Regions from separate parts of the Homo sapiens genome. Here region 2 is linked to region 1. A link is an interaction called in ENCODE POLR2A ChIA-PET data of the cell type or tissue named here. Cell type or tissue: PC-9. All regions are shown on one strand. Each heading gives the region's core, and the rest is flanking DNA. Links, peaks and the distances in the headings are about the cores only.

Region 1 (8,309 bases), core at 2,790-6,789:
AAAAAGTTCTGAGATTCCTGTGGAACAGTTTCATCAAAGATAATATAAAAACCTATGTAAAAATAATTATTCTTGCTGTGCTTTGTACAAATAATCAGGCCAAGTATAAAACTAAAGTTGATTTTGCAAACAACTCAGTCCTATCATGATTTGTTTTTTTAACAAAAATGAGTAGAGACAGAAAAATTATGTTTCAAAACATATCATATGCTTGTCATTAATTCTAATCTCATTGATTGTTTTTAAGTTTTTGCCTACATTTTAAACTAATCCTGCTTATTCCTATAAGCCAACCAGCAATCTCTGGCTGCAGCTCAGAAAGTGCAAAAAGGGATGGGTGATGTACAAATCTGAATATTCTAGTTCTTGGCAATTATCCTACAAATCCTGTCAGGTGATGGGAGTAAATAGGGTACCCATAACCCAGAGGTTTCTTTGGGAAAATAAAACCAAGGAAGTTAACCAAAGCCAAGCCCCTTGCACTCAAATCTTAGTGGGCATAACTGTGGCCACCAGTTATCTGTACATGTCAGCAGCCTTGGGATTTTTAAGCTGTGCTTATCCCCTGCTTGTTTCCTCTAATAACCCAAATTGTTTCTTCTTGCCTAAAGACTATCAAACTCCAAATGGTAATGCAAATGAAACAATACATGGATATGCCTTTCTTCCAGGAATCCTTAGACCAGCCCCAGGAGAAACCCTAGCTGCTGTTCCCCATGCAGTGCCCCTTTCCAGTAGGAAGTAGCTAGAAGAATCATCACCCCATTCCCCCTAAGACCAGTTAGGGTCTCCACCCTTGAGGAGGGAAATAAGACAGGAGAAAGGAAGAAAGAGGTCAGGGAGGCAGTTAAAGTGGGTCATTGGTTGAATTCTTTCAAACAAAAGAACAGCCTGAAGGCACATATAAGGGAACTTGCACAGGGCGGCTTGCCTAAGACATGGCCACAGCCACACAGATAAGAAAGGCTTCACAGGTGACTTGTCCAGACATGCTCAGCAAAGTTCTGCCCCCCTCACACATACTTTGGGGAACAAAGCAATTTGGAGTACCTCAAGCTAAGGGCCCACATGTACACTAGGAGGACAGGGTGGAGCTAGCAGAAATTCATGCTTTATGCAGATGAAATGCCCAGCTATCCTCTTTTATAAAAGCTTTTGCATTCAACTGTAAAAATGGCAACTCTCTTCCAGGCCCCTTCTCAGTGGTGGAGAGCTTTCTTCTTTGCTTATTAAACTTTATTAAACTTTTGCTCCAACCTCACCCTTTGTGTCCATGCTTCTTAATTTTCTTAGTCCTGAGACAAAGAGCTCTGGGTGATACCTCAAAATGAGAGATTGCTACATTGTGGTGCACTGGCAAGACTGTAACATCCCTTAAAGGCAAAAAGAAAAAAAAATAAAGAAAAGAATGCAATTTTTCAAGAGAAGCAGTAAGAAAGAAGGATATGGAAGAGATGAAAATGAGTGGATGGAATGCCAGCAGCACTTTTCTTAAATGCCACTGAAGGGAAAATGCACAGAGAACCCCCACCTAGCAACTTTTAAGTATCCCCATTAAACCACTTTATGAAAAAACACCTCAAAAAACATACTTCAGAATATTAACAATGATGATTACTGAGTGGTAAAACCATGTGTGATTTCTTTCTTTCTACATTTTCATATTCTCCATGTTTTCAATAATAAGACATTTTATAAGTTAAAGCTATCAACAGATTGGGTAATTTTTTTCTTTTTTTTTATTTTGAGACAGAGTCTCACTCTGCCGCCCAGGCTGGAGTGCAGTGGTGCAATCTCGGATCACTGCAAGCTCCACCTCCTTGGTTCACGCCATTATCCTGCCTCAGACTCCCGAGTAGCTGGGACTGCAGGTGCCTGCCACCATGCCCAGCTAATTTTTTGTATTTTTCAGTAGAGAGAGGGTTTCACTGTGTTAGCCAGGATGGTCTTGATCTCCTGACCTCGTGATCTACCCATCTCGTCTTTTTTTAAATTATACATTAAGTTCTGGGGTACATGTGCAGGACGTGCAGGTTTGTTACATAGATATACACATGCCATGGTGGTTTGCTGTACCCATCAACCCATCATCTACATTAGGTATTTCTCCTAATGCTATCCCTGCCCTAGCCCCCCATCCCCCAACAGGCCCCAGTGTGTGATGTTCCCCTCCCTGTATCCATGTGTTCTCATTGTTCAACAACCACTTATGAGTGAGAACATGAGGTGTTTGGTTTTCTGTTCCTGTGTTAGTTTGCTGAGAATGATGGTTTCCAACTTCATCCATGTCCCTGCAAAGGACATGAACTCATCTGTTTTTATGGCTGCATAGTATTCCATGGTATATATGTGCCACATTTTCTTTATCCGGTCTATCATTGATGGGCATTTGGGTTGGTTCCAAGTCTTTGCTGTTATAAACAGTGCTGCAATAAACATACATGTGCATATGTCTTTAGAGTAGAATGATTTATAATCCTTTGCGTATAAACCCAGTAATGGGATTGCTGGGTCAAATGGTATTTCTGGTTCTACATCCTTGAGGAATTGCCACACTGTCTTCCACAATGGATTAACTAATTTACACTCCCACCAACAGTGTAAATGCATTCCTATTTCTCTATATCCTCTCCAGCATCTGTTGTTTCCTGACTTTTTAATGATTGCCATTCTAACTGGAGTGAGATGATATCTCATTGTGGTTTTGATTTACATTTCTCTAATGACCAGTGATGATGAGCTTCTTTTTATATGTTTGTTGGCTGCATAAAAGTCTTATTTTGAGAAGCGTCTGTTCATATCCTTCACCCATTTTTTGATGGTTTTTTTTTCTTGTAAATTTGTTTAAGTTCTTTGTAGATTCTGGATATTAGCCCTTTGTCAGATAAATAGATTGCAAACATTTTCTTCCATTCTGTAGGTTGCCTATTCACTCTGGTGATAGCTTCTTTTGCTGTGCAGAAGCTCTTTAGTTTAATTAGATCTCTTTTGTAAATTTTAGCTTTTGTTGCCATTGCTTTTAGTGTTTTAGTCATGAAGTCTTTGTCCCTGCCTATGTCCTGAATGGTATTGCCTAGGTTTTCTCCTAGGGTTTTTTATGGTTTTAGGTCTTATATTTAATTCTTTAATCCATCTTGAGTTAATTTGTATGTAAGGTGTAAGGAAAAGGTCCAGTTTCAATTTTCTGAATATGACTAGCCAGTTTTCCCAGCACAATTTATTAAATAGGGAATCCTTTCCCCATTGCTTGTTTTTGTCAAGTTTGTCAAAGATCAGATGGTTGAAGATGTGTGGTGTTATTTCTGAGGCCTCTGTTCTGTTCTATTGATATATATATTTGTTTTGGTACCAGTACCATGCTGTGTTGGTTACTGTAGCCTTGTAGTATAGTTTGCAGTCAGGTAGCATGATGCCTCCAGCTTTGTTCTTTTTGCTTAGGATTGTCTTGGCTCTGTGGGCCCTTTTTCAGTTCCATATGAAATTTAAAGTAGTTTTTTGTAATTCTGTGAAGAAAGTCAAGGTAGCTTGATGGGGATATAGCACTGAATCTATAAATTGCTTTGGGCAGTATGGCCATTTTCACAATATTGATTCTTCCTATCCATGAGCATGGAATGTTTTTCTATTTGTTTGTGTCCTCTTTTATTTCCTTGAACACTGGTTTGTAGTTCTGCTTGAATAGGTCCTTCACATCCCTTGAAAGTTGTATTCCTAGCTATTTTATTTTCTTTGTAGCAATTGTGAATGGGAGTTCACTCATGATTTGGCTCTCTGTTGGTCTATTATTTGTGTATAGGAATGCTTGTGATTTTTGCACTTTGATTTTGTATCCTGAGACTTTGCTGAAGTTGTTTATCAGCTTAAGGAGATTTTTGACTGAGACGATGGGGTTTTGTAAATATACAATCATGTCATCTGCAAACAGAGAAAATTTGACTTCCTCTTTTCCTATTTGAATACCCTTTATTTCTTTCTCTTGCCTGATTGCCCTGGCCAGAACTTTCAATACTATATTGAATATCAGTTGTGAGAGAGGGCATCCTTATCTTGTGGCGGTTTTCAAAGGGAATGCTTCCAGCTTTTGCCCATTCAGTATGATGTTGGCTGTGGGTTTGTCATAAATAGCTCTTCTATTTTGAGATACGTTCCCTCAATACCTAGTTTATTGAGAGTTTTTAGTGTGAAGGGGTGTTGAATTTTATTGAAGGCCTTTTCTGCATCTATTGAGATAATCATGTGGTTTTTGTCATTGGTTCTGTTTATGTGATGGATTACGTTTATTGATTTGTGTATGTTGAACCAGCCTTTCATCCCAGGGATGAAGCCGACTTGATCATGGTGGATAAGATATTGATGTGCTGCTGGATTTAGTGTGCCAGTATTTTATTGAGGATTTTCGCATCAATATTTATCAGGGACATTGGCTTGAAGTTTTCTTTTTTTGTTGTGTCTCTGCCAGGTTTTGGTATCAGGATGATGCTGGCCTCATAAAATGCATTAGGGAGGAGTCCCTTTTTTTCTATTGTTTGAAATAGTTTCAGAAGGAACAGTACCGGCTCCTCTTTGTACCTCTGGTAGAATTCAGCTGTGAATACATCTGGTCCTGCTAGCTGCAGGAGTTTTTTTCATACCCCAGTGGCACCTAGAACACCAGCAAGACAGAACCATTCACTCCCCTGGAAAGGGGGCTGAAGCCAGGGAGTCAAGTGGTCTAGCTAAGCAGATCCCACCCCCATGGAGCCCAGCAAGCTAAGACCCACTGGCTTGAAATTCTCACCGCGAGCACAGCAGTCTGGGGTCGACCTGGGACGTTGGAGCTTTGTGGCAGGAGAAGCGTCCACCATTACTGAAGCTTGAGTAGGCGGTTTTCTCCTCACAGTGTAAACAAAGCCGCCAGGAAATGTGAACTGGGTGGAGCCCATCACAGCTTGGCAAAGCCGCTGTGGCCAGACTGCCTCTCTAGATTCCTCCTGTCTGGGCAGGGCATCTCTGAAAACAAGGCAGCAGCCTCAGTCAGGGGCTTATAGATCAAACTCCCATCTCCCTAGGACAGAGCACCTGGGGGAAGGGGCAGCTGTGGGTACAGCTTCAGTAGATTTAAATGTCCCTGCATGCTAGCTCTGTGCAGCAGATCTCCCAGCACATTGCTCCACCTCTGCTAAGGGTCAGACTGCTTCCTCAAGTGGATGCCTGACCCCGTGTCTCCTGACTGGGAGACACTTCACAGCAGGGGCCAACAGACACCTCATATAGGAGAGCTCCAGATGGCATCTGATGAATGCCACTCTGGGATAAAGCTTCCAGAGGAAGAAACAGGCAGCAATTTTTTTGCTGTTGTGCAGCCTCTGCTGGTGATACAAGCAAACAGGGTCTGGAGTGGACCTCCAGCAAACTCCAGCAGACCTGTAGCAGAGGAGCCTGGCTGTTAGAAGAAAAACTAACAAACAGAAAGGAATAGCATCAACATCAACAAAAAGGACATCCACTCAGAAACCCCATCCAAAGGTCACCAACATCAAAGACCAAAGGTAGATAAATCCACAAAGATGGGGAGAAACCAGTGCAAAAAGGCTGAAAATTCCAAAAACCAGAACGCCTCTTCTCCTCCAAAGGATCACAACACCTCGCCAGCAAGGAAAAAACTGGATGGAGAATAAATTGGACGAATTGACAGAAGTAGGCTTCAGAAGGTGAGTAACAATAAAAAGCAAAAAACATGCTAAAGGAGCATGTTCTAACCCAATGCAAGAAAGCTAAGAACCTTGAAAAAAGGTTAGAGGAATTGCTAACTAGAATAACCAAAAAATAAATTTGTACTAAAAATAATTTGTTGGTTATATCTGAAATTCAGATTTAACTATGTGTCCTATAGTTTTGTTGTCAAAATCTTGCAATTCTAGTTATGAACAACGTTGAAGTGTAGGTGAATAATCCTAATTTCACAGTTGATGAAACCAAATGAAACAAAGAGATAAATTCCCCAAAGTCACATAATTGAAAAAGGGGCAGAGACATGATCTGAACCCAGATTTGATTCATTGTCACCTCTTCAGTCTCAGCAACCATGAGCAATGTTGAGAAAATGATAGCAAGGAGATGGAGGCATAATTTGTGGACCTGAGGATGGCACTAGCCACCCCCATATTACATCTACAAATATAAGTGGGCACTACAGAGGCACCCTGCTCACCCCTGCCCAGGCTTCCCCAACACATCTGTGAGTCTCCTCTGAATGAAAAAACCAGCTCCATACTTGACTTCATGTTTGTGTTGGTTTTTGAACTTGCTGAGACCTGTCTGACACATCACTTGCCTTTCATTGTGGCTGTGTTCTCTGAGGTCTTAAATCCAGCCTGCCCTTTAGATCTCAATACCTGGCAGGCCACCTCCACCCAAGCTTCTTGATAGCGCGGGAAGAGGGAGGTAAATGAGAGACCCCAAGACTGGGCTAGCTGGCTGCTGGCTGTTGAGACATTCCCAGCAGAGATTAATAGTATGAATACTAATACAAAGAATAGCTACCATTCATTAATACTTGATAGTATTAATACAATCAGCAGCTTCCCCATCCTTGCACTGCTGAATCTTTTATGTACATTATCACATGTAATCCTCTCAGTAGTCCTAGCAGATGATACTATTATCCCCATTGTACAGGTTTAGGAAAGTGAGCAACTTGCCCCAAATCATCCAACAGAGCTAAAATTCCTGTCTAATTTGGCCTGCCCCCAAGTCTCTGCTCCTACCTTTGATGTACAGCTTTGTCAGCTGTCCCAGAATGTCAGGAAACAACCCAGAGGCTGTGGCTGCTGCTGCTTGCAGCTACTCGCAGCTACTCCAGCTTCCTTGTACTTCAGAGAGCACAAGGAAGGTCAGGAATTTAAATGAGCTCCTCTCTGCCTGGGCTTGCCATCCCTGCATGTGAAGAGGTTGTGGAAGAGAAGCCATCCTCACTTGTGTCATTGCAATTTTTTCTTTCTTTTCTAATTAACCATAGGTGCCATGAGCAGAAAGGTACCTCTTTTTAAAAACCATCCACCAGTTTCCAAAGTATCCTGTCCTCTAGGATAGGCTTTGTGCCTCTTGCTGCCCCCAGGGTGAATGAATAGGATCTTATTATTTGGATTTTTACTTAGTGAGTAAAGTAAATACAATTTACTTATAAACAAGTGCTGCAGCTAACTCTTTGGCAATCAAAGCACAAGATGAAACTTGAGTTCTGTCATGCCAAGGACTCCAGGATGAGTCACTCTAACTCCATATCAAATCAGGAAATAAGCATAAACATTGTATTAAGAATACAAAAAGAATTTAGTTAGATTCATCCTCTTATTTAAGAAGTTGGAAACTTTTCATCAGAAGAGCGCCATGGAAAGGAAAGTCCAGGGAATAAAGGATAGTGTTCAAAGATAGTTACTGATACTGACATAAGACTTCCTAGAATTTATAGCTGTATTTTGAGGGAGTGTTTAGGAATAAATCTTTCCATTTATGAATGTTTGTTGTCATGGTTAAATTTATAAAGTGTCAAAAACCCATTTTAGAAAATGCTGGTCCAGACCCTTGCTACTCACTGTGGTCCAGGAACAAGTAGTATTGATGTCACCTGGGAACTTATTAGACTCTAGGGCCTCACCCCAGAACTACTGAATCAGAATCTTCAGTTTCACAAAATCCCCAGGTGATTTCTATGTAGTAGTCTAGACTGGCAAATAATAGCAGCTGGGAGTTTTGGTGGTCAGTGGAACCTAAAGTGATACTGAGGCCCATCCTGAAAGAAGTTACTGGGCAGGCAAGGGGAGTAGGTGGACTTTCCGTGGAGTGAATGGCCTGCAGCAAAAGGGTAGGTGGCACTTCCAGCTGGGCAGGGGACTCATATCTGTGGCAGCAACGCTTCCTTTTATTGAGTCCATTATGCCTAGTGAGGGAAGCCTGCTGAAATAATTTAACCAACTTCTGCAGATTCACTGCCCCATATGGTCCACTAACAAAACCTTTCTATATTTTCAGAACTGCTACAGATTTTGTGTGTGTATGTGTGTATACATGTACATACATGTGTACACGTGTGTGCATATATATGTAAAATAATTGCAATATTATGATTGTGAGAAAGGTGCCGATTTGCCTTTTTAAAGCCACACTTTCAGCCAATAAAACAAAAAATTCCCTGAAACATTTCAACCCAAAATTTCGTTTTCAGAAACCAGATACCTATCTAAGTTATAGAACTGACATTTAGAAGTGCTTATAAATGAGCTTCTAAATGAAAAATAATGTTGAGTAATGGAAAATCTGGAATCCTTTAT
Region 2 (8,309 bases), core at 2,833-6,832, 410 kb after region 1:
AGGCATTTCCTCCATGTCACTTCCCATATTAACTCCTATATTTTCAATTGTCTTCATTATGAGATACTGTGCAAAGCTTTGAACAAAGGAAACAAAAAGAGATCTGATGACCACAGAAGTTTTCAAACAAAAAGATCCATAAAATTTTACATAGTATGACAGCTGTCCTGTTTTGATTTTACCTGGGGTGATCCAAGACACTCACTAGATTGGTTACTCAGTTCACTCAATAAATATAAATTAAATACCTGTTATGTGCCAGATACTGTGGGAAGCAGTGAATAAGATTAATTCCATTGTCTACCATACTTCTATCACAATCTTATTGTACATTAGCACTACCTCTTTTTCCACCTTCTCTTCTCTTCACCTCTAGCTTCTATCTCTTTCCTTCCTTTTTATTCTTGTTTCTTTCCTTTTAGCTTCCACTATTTTCCTTTTTCTTTCCCCAGTACCTTTTCTCTGATCTTTTCCATTATTTTTTATTGGCTTCAACATTTTAATTTAAGCCTAGTAAAAAAAATATACTGGTGAGAAGGCCTATTGTCAGAAGGCCTGGTAGCAGGAGAAAAATTTATAGGTTAGGTCTGCTAGCTGCATTAAGAAAGATAAACTTTTATACTTTTCTTTTTACACATCTGTGTACACTCTATATCTAACACCAATGAAATAGTTTTCCTGTATTATTTTTACATTTACTTTGTAGAAATTATGGAGCAAGCTATAGTCTTTTGCAGTAGGACTACAGTAAATTTAAACATATTATATTTAAACAATTTTTCCATTTTTTATAAGTTATATCTTCCAATTATTTTCAAAATTATTAAAAAAGCTAATCTCTCTATTACCTTTAACTTGTTATACAGTTGAACAGATACACATCATTGAAACTAAGAGTAGGTTAATAAAGACACTTGTAGTGACCAATTATTTAGAATTCAGGTGTTATTCTAGAATTTTGCTGCAGTATGACTTTTGTGCTTTCTTCTTTAGCCTTCACATTACCTTTCTGCTACACATAGGGTCATAAAGGAAAAGGAAGACCAACACTTTTTCTTTGACACTGAAGCTTTCATCAGCAGTTTTCTGGTCTTTTTGCATGCATTGTTACTCTATGAATTGAACATTTCATAGATTACTTTTATTTTCTCAAGTTTGATGACTTTCATTTATCACAAATGATGCTTGTACTGGGAAGAGCAGTATAGTCTTGAATTACTGTATTTGTTATAACTGTAGACTCTGAAGTTTGGTTGAATATTGGACTTTCCTTGAGAGCTTTTAAAAAGTACTGATGGGTGGCTAGGCCTCATACCAGATCAACTAAATCAGAATCCTTGCAGTGAGGAGAGAGCCACTGCTCTTCTAGGGTCACTAGCTAGTCAAGATTAAGTTTAGAGATTGACATCCAATAAAACCTTTCTTTTATGACTTTATTTTCCTAGGGGAAGAAGATGGCTCTCTGTACCAACAATATAACAGACTTTACAGTAAAAGAAATAGTGGCAGGGTCAGATGATTACACAAATTTGGTAGGGGCATTTGTATGCCAGTCAACAATTATTCCTTCTGAAAGTAAGGGTTTCCGAGCAGCCTTATCATCACAATCCATCATTCTGGCAGATACATTCATAGGTAAGCTTCCTTTGGTTCATATATGCATGCATACATTTATTCTTAAATTATGCTATGAATAACTTGTCATTGTATTGGTGTTTGCTATAGATGATTAAGGCCCCCACAGGTAATTTTAAATTGTCACTTTGTAAGATGGTTAAAAAGCTCCTACTAGTGGGGACTATTGATTAGTCTCTGAGAAGCTTCTGCATTTATGTATTAATTCATATATAAGTATGACATTTTCTGAGGGTCTATGCCTGTCATCAGACTTTCTAGAACTTTAAGAGGCAAACCAATTTTAAAAATCAAAACTAAAAACAAAATAGGAATAGTAAACAAACACAACTACACCTAAATTATTTATATGCCACCAGTTTCCATCACCTTTTCTCATACCAAAAGGAAGCAGGTGACAAACAGCAAAGGTGAGGGTGCTGAGTTTGATTCCTCATGTTCCCTTTTTGTCTCTGTAGTCCTGGAGGTCATAGATAAGTTTCAAGAAGAATCTAGCTCTCTAATGGGTGATTCTTAGGGATCAAATTTATTATGATCTCTACAGTGGGGCTTAGGAATCTGTGGTTTTAACAAGCTTCATAGGTGATTCGGATGTGTGGCCAGATTTGAGAACATTGCTTATAGTATAGACTCCAGAGGAATTTAGCATTGACTTTCAGCACCAAGGTCAGTTACTGGGGTGGGGGTTGCTCAGATTGGGAACTCTGAAGCAAAGTTTGCTCTTATTGTGTTTTGGCTCTGTTATTTTGCTTACAAGAGGCAGGGAAAAAAAGCCTTAGTTTTCTGCTTACTAGATTAAGCAAATTTCAGAGTTATTTTCTGGAAATTATTAGGGCACAAAATTTTTTGCTTTGTCAAATATGTCTATATTGAATATGAGTAAAAAGCTGTATTAGCAAAGTAGCCTAACTCATTCGATAAAATTCACTGGAGAATGAAAATTTTAATAGACTTTTGAGATGTTAGAGAACTGAAACGAACTTCGTAGATTATCGAATTACTGCTTGCATTAGATTCAGGCAACAAGACCCAGGGAAGTGAAAAGACTTAAGCAAAATTACAAAACTAGGGAGTAGAATCTTTTCTCTTTCATTCTGGAGACTTTGGAAAATTTCTTGTTTTTACCATGAATGCATTAATATAATACAGCATTTCTGTAAATATTGTAAAATGACAGTCATTAAAGCTATTTTCTATTCAAAACTACGGAGACCAAATAAAACTAATTTTCCATATTGCTTAATAGTTTCTTTTTAAATGTCATCTAGGAGTCACAGTTGAAACCACATTGAAAAATATTAATATAAAAGAAGATATGTTCCCAGTTCCAACAAGCCAAATACCAGATGTGCATTTCTTTTATAAGTAAGTGAAGATGCTGTTTCCCTTGACTATATTTTAACCAAAAGAAACTTATATATATGGAACACCAATACTCATATATTTATAATTATGGGTATGTAATCATATACCAGATGTGAGTTCTTATGGCAGAGAAGATCAACTATGTCACCTGAGCATTCCTAGAATGTAGCTTATACTTAATAATTAGTAACTGATTCTTAAATGAAGGATAGTAAAAAGTAGGAAACATGGAATATTTTGAAAGCCTTGTATAATTTCTCGTGTGTGTGTGTGTGTGTGTGTGTGTGTGTGTGTGTATTCACTTACATTGGCAGTAAAGAGACTCTATTTCATTGTCTCGCCAATAATTATTTATAATTCATATATCAAAGCATTGGCCTAAGTAGACATGGTCTTTGTTCCCTTAAGAATATTTTTGATTATAATTTTTATTAAAATTATATCTTTACTAAATACTTTGATGATAACATATCACTTTACCTGGGAAAGTAGTCAACTTTTCATAGGCAATGAAAGTAAATGAGCTGAATTTGTATTAAAATTACAAATTAGTGAACTTTAATACATTTTTCTTTTTCATTTGTTCATGAAGTCTGAGAGCAATTATTCCCATATTTTTGTCTTTGTAATCTGTATTATATCTGTTTTTTAAAAATGTTATTTGGCTTACAATAGGTCTTCTACAGCAACAACATCTTGTATTAATGGCCGATCAACTGCTGTGAAAATGAGGTGTAATCCTACTAAATCTGGAGCAGGAGTGATTTCAGTCCCCAGGTATCCTTATTTCCATATGATTTGTGTTTACCATGAGGAAGAAAAACTCTCCAGAATGTTACTATTTTAAAACATATTCTCTATGAACATAAAGCAGAAAGAAAACAGAACAATCTGTAGGGTTTTTTTTTTTTTTGTAGGGAATGTGCTGAGTGTGTATTAAGAGAAATAGGTCCTTGTACAATCTAAAGACTTCCTAGCCTCTTGTATGACATATTCTTGTCCTGTTTGTGTTAAGTGTCTAATTCTCTTGAAGAAATATAAAATTAATTATATTGCTTGTATCCCTGTATTTATTTTATTGTTTAGCCTGAATTTCCTTGAGAGCTGGATTAGTAGCTTTCCTGATTATGGTACTAGATCAACAATTAACTAGCTGGGTGATCAAGATTAAGTAATCTAACCTCTGAGTCATAGCTTTTTTCTCTGGAAGGGTATGGGGGCCAGGGTAATTTATATTATCGATTTCTAGCTCTTCAGTTTATTGATTAATGGTGGCAGAATCACCAAGGTAAGTCTGACTTATAAAATACATAATGTGCTTCATTTAACACAAATTAGCATTAAGGCAATAGCCCTCTATAGTGAAGATCTGAATAATGCAGTTCGCTTTGGATGGGAAAACAACAAGAAAACAATTTTGTAGGCTCAGAATTGTCAACTTAAATACAGACTGCTTTAATAGCATGAGTGACACTTGAATGCCTCCTCAGTTTTATTTTTCAGATATTCATTTTTCAACATGAAGATTATTTATTACTTTATATTTTATTTTAAAAATTATTATTATTTTTAAATTTTTTGTAGAGATGGGAATCTCCCTACATTGCCCAAGCTGGTCTCAAACTCCTAGCCTCAAGTGACTCTCTTCTCAGCCTCCCAAGCTGGGTTGGGATTACAGGTGTGACCCATTGCACCCAGCCAGATTATTTATTTCTAATCTTTGCTGAGTTAAGATACCTTTGGATCATAGCTTGATTTGCAGATTTTTTTTCTCTATCAAATTAGCAAAAGTATATATTTTTAAAGAGAAAATGATTATATTAATTTTGTTTTTGATAGTTTCACAGTAACCCTTGGGAGATTTTAACCTGTCCTGCTTATGTCACATCAGGATTGGAAATCAGTGGTGTAAGCATTGCTTCAACTACTTATGTATCCTAAAAATAGTTACAGGGGTAACACAGTATTTTGGGCTTATTTTTGGGCATAAAGGCATACTGACATTCTCTTTTCACCAACTGCGTGTTTCCACTTCTCATAGACCTATGATTTAATTATTCTTTTTACCTGTTCAAGGTGAGAGATGGATGCAACAAGAGTAGTACCTAATAATAATAAAAGGGCATCCTGTGGTAGAGGATCCCTCTGCCAGCCTCCAAGCTAGAACCAAGGCAACAAGCCACCCTCCAAGGAAAGGTGTGGTCAGAGATTCTAGCAATAAAAGAGTGTGTCTTTCATCATTTTCTAATATGCCATCATACAGTTCTGAGTTCAGGTGCTTATTCTATTTACTACAGCACATCTGGGGGCCATATTGTGAACCTAACAATTAACCTGTAGTCTCTGGGAGTCTACTTCAATAGCTTCCAAAGCCTCCTCCAGGCCTCTAACTCAAGTAGATGATGTTAATGAAGATTAGGTCTGTCCTTTAGGAAACACATCACTCTAACTCTCGTAAGGTGTGTTCTGATGCTTTAATTGTAATAAGGAAAATAGTCTCCTGGAGTTAAGCGATGGCATGTAGAAACTGAATTTTTCCTATTTGGAGAGGAAAACTTGTTTCTCCTTTGACCTCCAGGAATCTGCCACTTAGGGAAGTAAACTATCTTTGCCAGGTTTATCAAGATGACCTGCAGCAGAATACCTTGGGGTATCTATTTAAAAAATTAATTTCTGGGCCTTCCCTAAAAATATAGAATCTTAGATGCTGAGCATAGGAACATTTTTAAAAACCACAAGGCAATTCTGATGTCTACTGAAATTTGTGAACCAGATTTTTTCTTAACTCACATTTTGGATTTTTTTTTTTCTGAGACAGATTCTCAAAATGTATTCCAAATTTTAGTTTTATGAAAAGCTAATTTAAAATGTGACAGTCTAAAGGGTGTAGTCCTTCAGCCATGTTTGATAAATCTTCATTTAGAGTTGTGATGCGCACTGAAGTGTGCTGACCACTACTTTAGGGAGCTGCTTGAACACTACAGCTTAAATGTGCTGACCTTTATTTCTTTCTTGAATCAATTTCCCATCAGGGCACAAGGGGGAGCTCGGAGATCAGAACACGAGAAACAGCAGCTTTCCTGAAATTATTAGGTTTTTTTGTTTGTTTGTTTTGGTTTTTTTTTAGCAGTGAGGTTGAATAAATATTTCCTACTGACAGAAAAAAAAAAAAAGTCAACATAGCCCAGTTTCTCAGGCTATTTTTTAAGAGGACTTCTTCTCTTCTCTTCCTCTCTCTCTTTCTCTCTCTCTCTCTCTCTCTCTTTCTCTCTTTCTTTCTTTCTCTCTTTCTCTCTTCTTTCTTTTCTTTTCTTTCTTTCCTTCCTTCCTTCCTTCCTTCCTTCCTTCCTTCCTTCCTTCCTTCCTTCCTTCCTTCTCTCTCTCTGTCTTTCTCATTCATTCATTCATTCATCCATTCATTCATTCATTCTTTCAGCTTTAAGATTTCCAGAGTGGAGGGAGGGAGATGCTAACCAGACACTTGCCTTGAGAAGCTTCATAAGCTGACCAAAAAGTCTCAGAAGGAGACTTTGGTAGTGCAGAAGGAATGCCACCCTCAGGAAATCTCATTTCTTGGCCAAAAATCTTGGCAAGCCAGGCAAAAGTTTACTTTAGCAGTAGCAATGTTGGTTGGGGTTTTATATCTTGGTGTCCTGGGAAAATGTCATAAGATCCCCAGACCTGGGAAAGTGAGAAAGTCTTAATAGAAAGTGAAATGGGCAGGAGAAAGGGGGAAATATGTGTTCTTTGTGTATCACCTGAGAAATTAGAGGGAACAGCAAATTATCTGGGCTGCCTTCTCATCTGCAGCTGGAAACACCAAGCTGTCTATTTGGTCTGGCAAATGTAGTTGGCTTCTAGTTCCATAAAGTGTCTGGAGGGTATGAAACATTTTAGATAAAAACGGTACAGTGTTTGTGGCAGATGTAATCTGACAGCTGGAGTGAAGTTACGAGATTTTCTAGTGTAGTTTGCACCTTGAGCAGAGAATAAACTGCTAGCACAATAGGCTGCTGATATTCCTAAATATTAATAGATGCCCCTAAATAGATGGCCCTCTAGCCTTTGCCTAAAAGGCTTCCCAAACCTCTAATCATTATCTCAGGGAGATAGAGGAACTGAAGGCTCTCCTTTTATTGGGAAGAATTTAGACCTAAGCATTGTGTCCAAAGGGTTCTTTTAAAAACATGAGACATTTCTGTTAGTGAAAATGGTATAAAAAGGCCTTATTAAAAAGCAGATAAAGAGAAGCATTTTTACTCTGATAATAGAGGTGCCACAGCATCCACAAGATCCTTGAGTCAAACACATTGACTTTACAGAGCAGGAAACACTGATGCGCCAGGTTGTATAGCTGCAGTGTGGCATAGTCACGATGGAATAATTTTCTAACTGTGTGGTTTTTTCATGCCATAATGCTCTCATCTTGCCATTTTTTCATCCAATTCCTCATGGGCAGAGATTTGCAAAGAAGCACACTAAGTTAGAGGCAAATATCACACTTACCCCAGAGGATAACTCAACTGACTTACAAGTTATTGGTGCCTTCTTTTAAATGAGTCATCTTTCCTCAAACAGGGTCTTTATTGATGCCACCAGTTAGAGGAAAATCATTTTTTTCTCTCTGTCAACTTCTGACTATATTTAACTGCTTGAGTAGTTTATAAATCAGCCTAAAATTGTTTTGCCAAAACCTCCTTCAAAATCCAAATTCATCTCCATTATCAGTATAGCCTCTGGGAATATTGAATCTCACAAAAGGAACGCTTCACAGTTCTGTCCTGTTATATTCAAGGGTCAAACACTCCAGGGGTTTATTTCACAGATTCCAATTTAGAGTCTCTCTATCAAATTCATCAGATCTATTGGATGCTAATGTAGTATTTTCTTTGGTCTTTGGGGAAGGACTGTTAAAACCAAAATATGTATCCATTTTCAGTTCTTAAGAGACATGGAAGGATGATTGGTAAAATGACTTCCCTTGTTTTCTTTTTCCCTAGAACAATTTATAGACAGATAATAGATATGTAAGTCTGTGCAAGTTAAATTAAAAAGGCAATTTAACTCAAAAGACCAAAACCAAATACGTTCTTAGAATATTAAAAAGTAAAAAGGCATATAGATGCATTATGAGCATAAGTGAAAACAGCTAAAATCCATTTTGATCAAGAAATGAAAAAACTAAAACAGAATTGCTAAAATTATATACTTCAGACACTAATAAGTACTCTTAAGACATGATATAAAAATCACAAACCATTCTTAAAATTTTCAGATCAATTTTGAGATAAGGATGATAATTATTTTAT

The links. ChIA-PET counts read pairs that join two places held together with the same protein. Peaks named below come from ENCODE experiments on the same cell type or tissue, not always from the same donor. Only the 100,000 strongest peaks of a DNase experiment are listed, where the experiment ranks them.
Region 2: POLR2A ChIA-PET joins it to region 1 with 5 read pairs; 2 of 35 experiments call an interaction of 5 or more read pairs at or near these places.

What each region holds. Positions count from the first base shown.
Region 1 is chr7:87,315,882-87,324,190 of GRCh38, reverse strand. No RefSeq gene overlaps it. Among named protein-coding and RNA genes, the nearest start is that of TP53TG1, 25 kb to the left of the region's middle. In PC-9, for the core only: no CTCF peak of the experiment used is centred there; a DNase peak (open chromatin) is centred at 4,900; H3K4me3 peaks cover 772 bases; H3K27ac peaks cover 396 bases.
Region 2 is chr7:86,903,138-86,911,446 of GRCh38, reverse strand. ELAPOR2 (endosome-lysosome associated apoptosis and autophagy regulator family member 2) reads left to right here. Exons shown (of 22, transcript NM_001142749.3): 16 at 1,446-1,635; 17 at 2,904-3,000; 18 at 3,676-3,777. Among named protein-coding and RNA genes, the nearest start is that of GRM3-AS1, 100 kb to the right of the region's middle. In PC-9, for the core only: CTCF peaks have their summits at 5,818 and 6,021 (motif pointing right); no DNase peak of the experiment used is centred there.